Linked DNA regions of Homo sapiens: region 1 is linked to region 2. A link is an interaction called in ENCODE POLR2A ChIA-PET data of the cell type or tissue named here. Cell type or tissue: B cell. All regions are shown on one strand.

Region 1 (4,000 bases), 180 kb after region 2:
CAGGCATGTGCCACCATGCCCAGCTAATTTTTAGTAGAGACAGGGTTTCACCATGTTGGCCAGGCTGGTCTGGAACTCCTGACTTCAGGTGATCCACCCACCTCGGCCTCCCAAACTGCTGGGATTACAGACGTGAGCCACCGCGCCTGGCCCAAAATTCTTGATAAATTTTGAATAAAGAGCCTTGCATTTTTATTTCGCACTAGACCCCACAAATTTCACAACTGGCCCTGCCTGCAGCTCTCCTCCTGCCAGGCCTGTGGGGGCCTCTGAATGTCCTGCATCCATGGGACATGTCCCCTCAGGCCCTAGAGGGGAGCTCTGCCCAGAGAGTGCCCCCACGGTAGGCCTCTGCCTCTCGTTGGCCCCTTCCTGGATTCCTGGGATCAGCTCTTTGGGAGGAAGGAGGACAGAGGTGATCCATCCCCTTGACACCAGGGCTCGCTGGCCGTCAGCAAGGGTCCCACAGTGTCCAAGTCCTAGTCTAGGAAAGACAGCCCTGATGGCTCTAATATCTCAGACCCCTCCTGTCCCCCATCTGATTGTCAAGGATGCCAGAGGATGCTGGGCCTGGGCTGGTTCGGAGGTCCCTGGGCAGCCCCCACCTGGCCTTGGCCTCTGCCGCCCCCTTGTGTGAGGGCAAGGAAGAAGCTGCCCACACCGACGGGGAAGCGGTGCATCTATTTTTAACTTCCTGTCTCCGTCGAGCTCCCTGGGGTCTGAACCCTTGGAGCCAGGGCTGGAGCCTGATTGGGTTTCAGGCCCCACCTTCTGGCCTTGTTCCCTGGTAACCCGAGCAGGCCGAAGCGCAGCCGCACTGTCAAGGCAAACAACCTGGCAGGAGGGCAGGGCTCTGCATGGAGAGGGTGGGCTGATGCCCCTTCTCTTCCCATCACCACCTTGACCCCTACTCTGGCACCTTGAAACCCCTTTCACTATAGACAGGGATTTTTACTCCACAGTCAGATGGCTCACTTGGGGAAGTAACCTGGTGGGGAAATTTTATACTAAGGTGTGAATGATTGACATAATAAGGCCATTTCCCAAGAGCTGGACCTGGGGGGTGGGAGGATAGAGAGATGAGAGGATAAACAGTGAGGATGAAGGAGGAGAGGGCCAGGCCCCGATACTGTCCTACTCTGCCCCAGTTGACAGGCATGGTTGCCCTTCCCCCTTTCCTGCCCCTCCTCAGCCAGGTCTCCCTCCCCCAGGCAGTCAGGCAGGTACTCCCCGAGCCAGGAGCCACTGGGACATCCTCCTCAGCTTGGGAATTCCTCTGTTGGGATGGCTAAGAAGTGTGGGTGTGAAAACGAAATAGCAGCCATTAAGTTTCAAGGAGAGGAGGCTGGAGAAAGAGGCGGCTCATATCCAGCCCTGCCTGTGAAGCTGTCAAGCACACAGACTCTGGAGCCAGAGGCGAGTGATGCAAGTTCAGTTTCCTGGACGGTACCAGGGGGCCTGACCTCAAAGACTGTGTCAGGAGAAATGAGTCCATACATGTAAAGCACCAAGAGCAGGCCAGGCGGGCGTGGTGGCTCACGCCTGCAATCCCAGCACTTTGGGAGGCCAAGGCAGGCGGATCACTTGAGCTCAGGAATTCAAGACCAGCCTGGGCAACATGGTGAAACCCTGTCTCCACCAAAACTACAAAAAATTAGCCGAGTGTAATTGTGCACTCCTGTGGTCCCAGCTACTCAGGAGGCTGAGGTGGGAGGATCACTTGAGCCCAGGAGGCGGAGGCTACAGTGAGCTGAGATCACGCTACTGCATTCCAGCCTGGGAGACAGAGCAAGACCTTGTCTCAATTAAAAAAAAAAAAAACAAAAGCACTGAGAGCAGAATTTGAGCTTGGCAAGTGCCGAGTGCATGCCTGTCATCATCACCCAGTGGCCAGCACCGCCAGGCACCTGGGTAAATGGTTGGCTCACGTCCTTGTTGCATGGAGTCTTCACCTGAAGCCTGTGCAGTCAGTCCTATAATTGTCCCGCCTGGAGGCTGGGGGCAGGTGCAGGACTTGAGCCCGGCCCTGTCTGCCTCCAGAGCCTGCACTTGCAACAGCCGAGTACCAAGGCCTCTGCCAACCACACCAGGCAGAAGGACTGCTGTAGCAACCTCACGTGAGGGCTGGGGCCGGCAGGTTGCACGTGCCCGTCTGGAAGCTTGTCTGGCATGCCAGGGGCTGTTTAATATTTACTGAGTCCTCCCAGACCTGGTGAAACATCCGGCCCCAGAGGCTCTTCCTGCCCCGGCTTCTGTGACACCTGGGCCAGACATGCTGCCTGATTTGGCCATCTGGAGGCTGCATGTGCATCACCTTCCCCGGGTGGGCGGGCTCTCAGAGTGGCCACTGAGCCTGTCCTGTTAAACCTCACACAAGGAGCACTAGGCTCAGAGCTTTCCCGGGAGCAGGTGCATCCAGGTGTGGCTGCAGCAGCGAGGGTATAAGGTCCCCAGGTGGATGGAAGCGGGGCTGGGCCAACGGTGCACACCTGTTGGGGGCTGGAGGCAGGAGCTGGGAGTGAGCGAGCTCCTGCCCCACTGCCTGCTGCCCACCTGCCGGGGTCCCTAACCTCTCAGAAACCTGCCTTTTCCCGAGTCTGCAGCCCTGACCGTCTCTGCCAGCCTCAAGATGGCAAACTTGCGGAGGGCCCGGTTCAAGAGGTGGGTGATGGGGCCTCAGGGAGGGCAAGGGGAAGAGGGAGCACAGCCCCTGTGGGCTTTGGAAAGCATCACTTAACATTAAATATATACAAATGGCTGGGTGCAGTGGCTCATGCCTGCAATCCCAGTACTTTGGGAGGCCAAGGCGGGCAGATCACCTGAGGTCAGGAGTTCAAGACCAGCCTGGCCAACAAGGTGAAGCCCTGTCTCTACTAAAAAAAACAAAAATTACTGGACGTGGTAGCAGATGCCTGTAATCCCAGCTACTGGGTAGGCTGAGGCAGGAGAATCGCTTGAACCTGGGAGGCGGAGGTTGCAGTGAGCAGAGATCGTGCCACTGCACTCCAGCCTGTCGACAGAGCGAAATTTCATCTCAAAATAATAATAAGAATAATACCTGTCTCCTAGGGTGGTTGTGAAAGTCGAGATATTTCTATAAAGCCCTTAGCGAGCTCCTGGCGGCAGCAGGTGCCCCCAGTTACTTAGGCTCACGTGTTCTCACCAGGCTCCTGAGGCCCTTGGGCTTGTGGTGTCAGCTGTTCAGCAGCCCACTAGCCCTGGCCTGAGCTTAGTTTCTCTGCTCTACAGAGACATTACTTGTCATTGTAAAGGTGTTGGAAGCTGGACTTTCTCTGGGAGCTGCCCTTCTCCTCCTCTCACACATCCTGGGTCCCCAAAACTAGAGAGGCCCCAGGTCCAGGCCCCTCTGCAGACTCCCACTTCTGCCTGGGTCAAACCTTGCTCCTTGCATCCACTCCCAGAGCATACCAGGTCCCATTCTCCACCTTTGCTCCCTCTGTCTCCAGCTGGGAACACCCAGGGGTGCACTCGCTATCCCGCTCTGCCTGCAGGGGCCAGGTTCTCTGTTCTCTAATCCCCTTGGGATACTGTATTTTCCCCCGTTCAGCTGAGCTTAATATTTACCAAACTCCTAATATTTTCTTTTTTTTCTTTTTTTTTTTTTTTTTTTAAGGCAGAGTTTTGCTCTTGCTGCCCAGGCTGGAGTGAAGTGGCATGATCTCGGCTCACTGCAACCTCTGCCTCCCGGTTCAAGTGATTCTCCTGCCTCAGCCTCCCGAGTAGCTGGGATTACAGGTGTCCACCACCACGCCTGGCTAATTTTTTGTTTAGTAGAGACGGGGTTTCACCAGGTTGGTCAGGCTGGTCTTGAACTCCTGACCTCAGTTGATCCACCCACCTTGGCCTCCCGAAGTGCTGGGATTATAGGTGTGAGCCACAGTGCCTGGCCTGCACCTAATGTTTTCTAAGCTGTGAGCCAGGGGAAAGATACAGATAGGATGTGATGATTCTAACAACAGCTTGCATGTAAAAGGTCTCC
Region 2 (4,000 bases):
AAGCTTCTGCACAGCAAAAGAAATAATCAGCAGAGTAAACAGACAACCCACAGAGTGGGAGAAAATCTTCACAATCTATGCATCTGACAAGGGATTAATATCCAGAATACTAAGCAAGAAAAAAAAAATCCCATCAAAAAGTGAGCAAAGGACATGAATAGACAGTTCTCAAAACAAGATATACAAGTGGCCAACAAACATATGAAAAACTGATCAACATCACTAATGATCAAGGAAATGCAAATCCAAACCACAATGCGATACCACCTTACTCCTGCAAGAATGGCTATAATCAAAAAATCAAAAAATAACAGATGTTGGCATGGATGTGATGAAAAGGAACACTTTTACACTGTTAGTGGGAATGTAAACACTTTTAGGCTGTTAGTGGGGATGTAAACTAGTACAATCACTACGGAAAACAGTGTGGAGATTCCTTAAAGAACTAAAAGTAGATCTACCATTTGATCCAGCAATCCCACTCCTGGGTATCTTGAAGTCATTATATGAAGAAGATACTTGCACATGCATGTTTACTGCAGCACAATTAGCAATTGCAAAAATATGGAACCAGCCCAAATGCCTATCAATCAACAAGTGGATAAAGAATATGTGGCACAGCCGGGCGCGGTGGCTCACGCCTGTAATCCCAGCACTTTGGGAGGCCAAGGCGGGCGGATCACGAGGTCAGGAGATCGAGACCATCCTGGCTAACATGGTGAAACCCCATCTCTATTAAAAAATACAAAAAAAAAATTAGCCGGGCATGGTGGCGGGCGCCTGTAATCCCAGCTACTCGGGAGGCTGAGGCAGGAGAATCGCGTGAACCCAGGAGGCGGAGCCTGCAGTGAGCCGAGATCACGCCACTGCACTCCAGCCTGGGTAAGAGAGCGAGACTCCCGTCTGAAGAAAAAAAAAAAAAAAAAAAGAATATGTGGCATATATACATATAGATACCATGGAATACAACTCAGCCATAAAAAGAAATGAAATAATGGCATTTGCAGCAGCCTGGATGGAAATGGAGACCATTACTCTAAGCGAAGTAACTCAGAAATGGAAAACCAAACATCGTATGTTCTCACTCGTAAGTGAGAGCTAAGCTATGAGGACGCAAAGGCATAAAAATAATACAATGGACTTTGGGGACTTAGGGGAAAGGGTGGGAGGTAGGTGAGGGGTAAAAGACTGCACATTGGGTGCCATGTACTCTATTTAGGTGATGAGTGCTGCGGCAAAATCTCAGAAATCACCACTCACTAAAGAACTTATTCATGTAACCAAACACCACCTGTTCCCCAAAAACCTATTAAAATTAAAAAATAAAATAACGTAAAGTCCAGGTGCAGTGGCCCATGCCTGTAATCCCAGCACTTTGGAAGGCTGAGGCAGGCAGATCACTTGAGGTCAGGAGTTCAAGACCAGCCTGGGCAACATGGTGAAACCCCATCTCTACAAAAAAGTACAAAAATTAGCTGGGCATGGTGGCACATGCCTGTAGTCCCAGCTACTTGGGAGGCTGGGGTGGGAGGATCGCTTGAGCCAGGAAGCGGAGGGTGCAGTGAGCAAAGATTCTGCCACTGCACTCCAGCCTAGGTGACAGAGTGAGGTCCTGTCTCAAAAAAAATAGAAAATAACGTAACTTAAAGAGTGTAATTGGGCTGGGTGTGGTGGCTCACGCCTGTAATCCCAGCACTTTTGGAGGCCGAGGCAGGCAGATCACCTGAGGCCAGGAGTTCAAGACCAGTCTGGCCAACATAGTGAAACCCCATCTCTACTAAAAATACAAAAATTAGCCGTGTGTGGTGGTGCACACCTGTAATCCCAGCTATTTGGGAGGCTGAGACACAAGAATTATTTGAACCCAGGAGGTGGAGGTTGCAGTGACCCAAGATCTTGCCACTGCACTCCAGCCTGGGCAACAGAGTGAGACTCGGTCTCAAAAAAAAAAAAAAAAAAAAAAAAAAAGTATAAATGGACTGTTTGTAACTCAAAGGACAAATGCTTGAGGGGATGGACAGCCCATTCTCCATGATGTGCTCATTTCACCTTGCATGCCTGTATCAAAACATCTCATGTACCCCCTGAATATATATACCTACTATATACCCCCAAAAATTAAAAAATAATAATAATAAAATTTAAGAAAAAAAGAAGTCCAGGCAACTCTTCTGTAGAGGCCAGTGAGCGAGGCTCTAGAGGTTGAGAGGCCACATGGAGGAGAACTGAGATGTCCCAGCCAATAGCCAGCACCAACTGCTAGACACATGGGCAAGGCCATACTGGACTGCCAGGGTGGCCAATCCTCCAGCTGAATGCAGTTCATGCATGAACCCTATGAAATGGCAGATGCTTGAAGTTGCTAAGGTTTGGGATAGTTTGCTATCCAGTGATTGGTAATCAATACAGTGCTCATGAATATTCACTGCAGAAAAGAAAGGAAGATGAAAGGGAGAAAGAGAGAGAAGGGAAGGGGAGGACGTGTACTGCCTGGAAGAGCTGTGGCCTGAGAACAGCAGCCTGGGCGGCGCCTTAGTCCCAGCCTTGCATTTTATGCTGTGTGGTCTCAACTGCACCTCTCACCATCTCTGTGCTTCTGACTCCCCATTTGAAAATTGTGAGAAAAACAATCCACAGACTCTGTCTCATGACAGAAGCTAAGGAAGTCTAGTAAGTCGCTTCTCTGGGTCACTCCCAGTGAGATGCCACCTCCATTTAAAAGGACCCTACTAGGCTCTCCAAACTCAAATGACACCGAAGCCATGCAGGTAATAAATACAAGAGAAGTGGGCTGTGCTGAATACTGCTTTCTGCAAACTGTTTATGTTCAGTTTCCCACTTTTTTTTTTTTTTTGAGATGGAGTCTCGCTCTGTCGCCCAGGCTGGAGTGCAATGGCGCAATCTCAACTCACTGCAATCACTGCCTCCCAGGTTCAAGCAATTTTCCTACCTCAGAGCCTCCTAAGTAGCTGGGACTACAAGAGCACACCACCACGCCTGGCTAAGTTTTGTATTTTTAGAAGAGACGAGGTTTTGCCATGTTGTCCAGGCTGGTCTTGAACTACTGACCTCAGGTGATCCACCCACCTCGGCCTCCCAAAGTGCTGGGATTACAGGCATGAACCACCGCTTTGGCCAGTTTCCGACTTTTGACAGAGAGATTTTACTTCTAAGAAAAACAGCAGTGCAGGTGGGGTCATAAAGAGCAGCTGATGTTCAGCCTCCAGGTCAGGGAGACAACAGGGAGGGGTGGAGACTGTAGCAAACAGGAGACCCCAGGCCCTATTTAAATGGGCTGGCTGCTACTGGGCCCCAGCTTGTGCCAGGTAGGGATATGCCAACCCTGCTTTGTTCAAGACAAATGGCAATCCAGATGTTTATGCAAATTCTCTCGATTTGAAAATGTTCAAAACTAGCCTGATAAGTTAAAAAACACTATGACAGCCAAATAAAACTGTCTGTGGGCTGAATGTGGCCTTCAAGTCTCTGGCCAATCTGTGTTTTTAAAACACAAACACACATGAAATACCAGAACAGGCAAATCTATAAAGATGGGAAGGAGATTCGTGGTGGGGGTTGGGGAATGACAGATAACGGGTGCAGTGTTTCCTTTTGGGGTCATAAAAATGTTCTAAAATTGGTTGTGGTTGATGGTTGTACAACTCTGTGAACATGCGAAAAGCCATTAAATTATACACTTTAAACAGGTGAATTATATGTATGCAAATCACATCTCAATAATGCTGCTTAAACAAATACACACACACACACACAAATACTGAAGAATCTTAGCATAGCAAGGTCCATTCAGCCCAGGCAGAAAATCATCCTCATCTCTATGCACAAGATGAAAGCGATGAAATGAAGGTTGAAAGATCCCGGAAGCCAGGGAGCAAATGAGGTGATTCTCTGAGTAGCGTTAGGTTTGAACTGCAAACCAGGAAGGAGTTGGCAGGTTAAACAACGACCCACTGCCCAGAGAAGAAACTCGGGAACTCGT

What was found. ChIA-PET counts read pairs that join two places held together with the same protein. Peaks named below come from ENCODE experiments on the same cell type or tissue, not always from the same donor. Only the 100,000 strongest peaks of a DNase experiment are listed, where the experiment ranks them.
Region 1: POLR2A ChIA-PET joins it to region 2 with 7 read pairs; 7 of 35 experiments call an interaction of 5 or more read pairs at or near these places.

Annotation. Positions count from the first base shown.
Region 1 is chr20:50,622,892-50,626,891 of GRCh38, reverse strand. The region is part of intron 2 of RIPOR3 (RIPOR family member 3); the gene reads left to right. Among named protein-coding and RNA genes, the nearest start is that of MIR1302-5, 10 kb to the right of the region's middle. RefSeq lists an enhancer at 927-1,888. In B cell, no CTCF peak of the experiment used is centred here; no DNase peak of the experiment used is centred here; H3K27me3 peaks cover 643 bases.
Region 2 is chr20:50,804,831-50,808,830 of GRCh38, reverse strand. The region is part of intron 1 of BCAS4 (breast carcinoma amplified sequence 4); the gene reads right to left. Among named protein-coding and RNA genes, the nearest start is that of BCAS4, 12 kb to the right of the region's middle. In B cell, no CTCF peak of the experiment used is centred here; a DNase peak (open chromatin) is centred at 3,900; H3K4me3 peaks cover 1,064 bases; H3K27ac peaks cover 2,155 bases.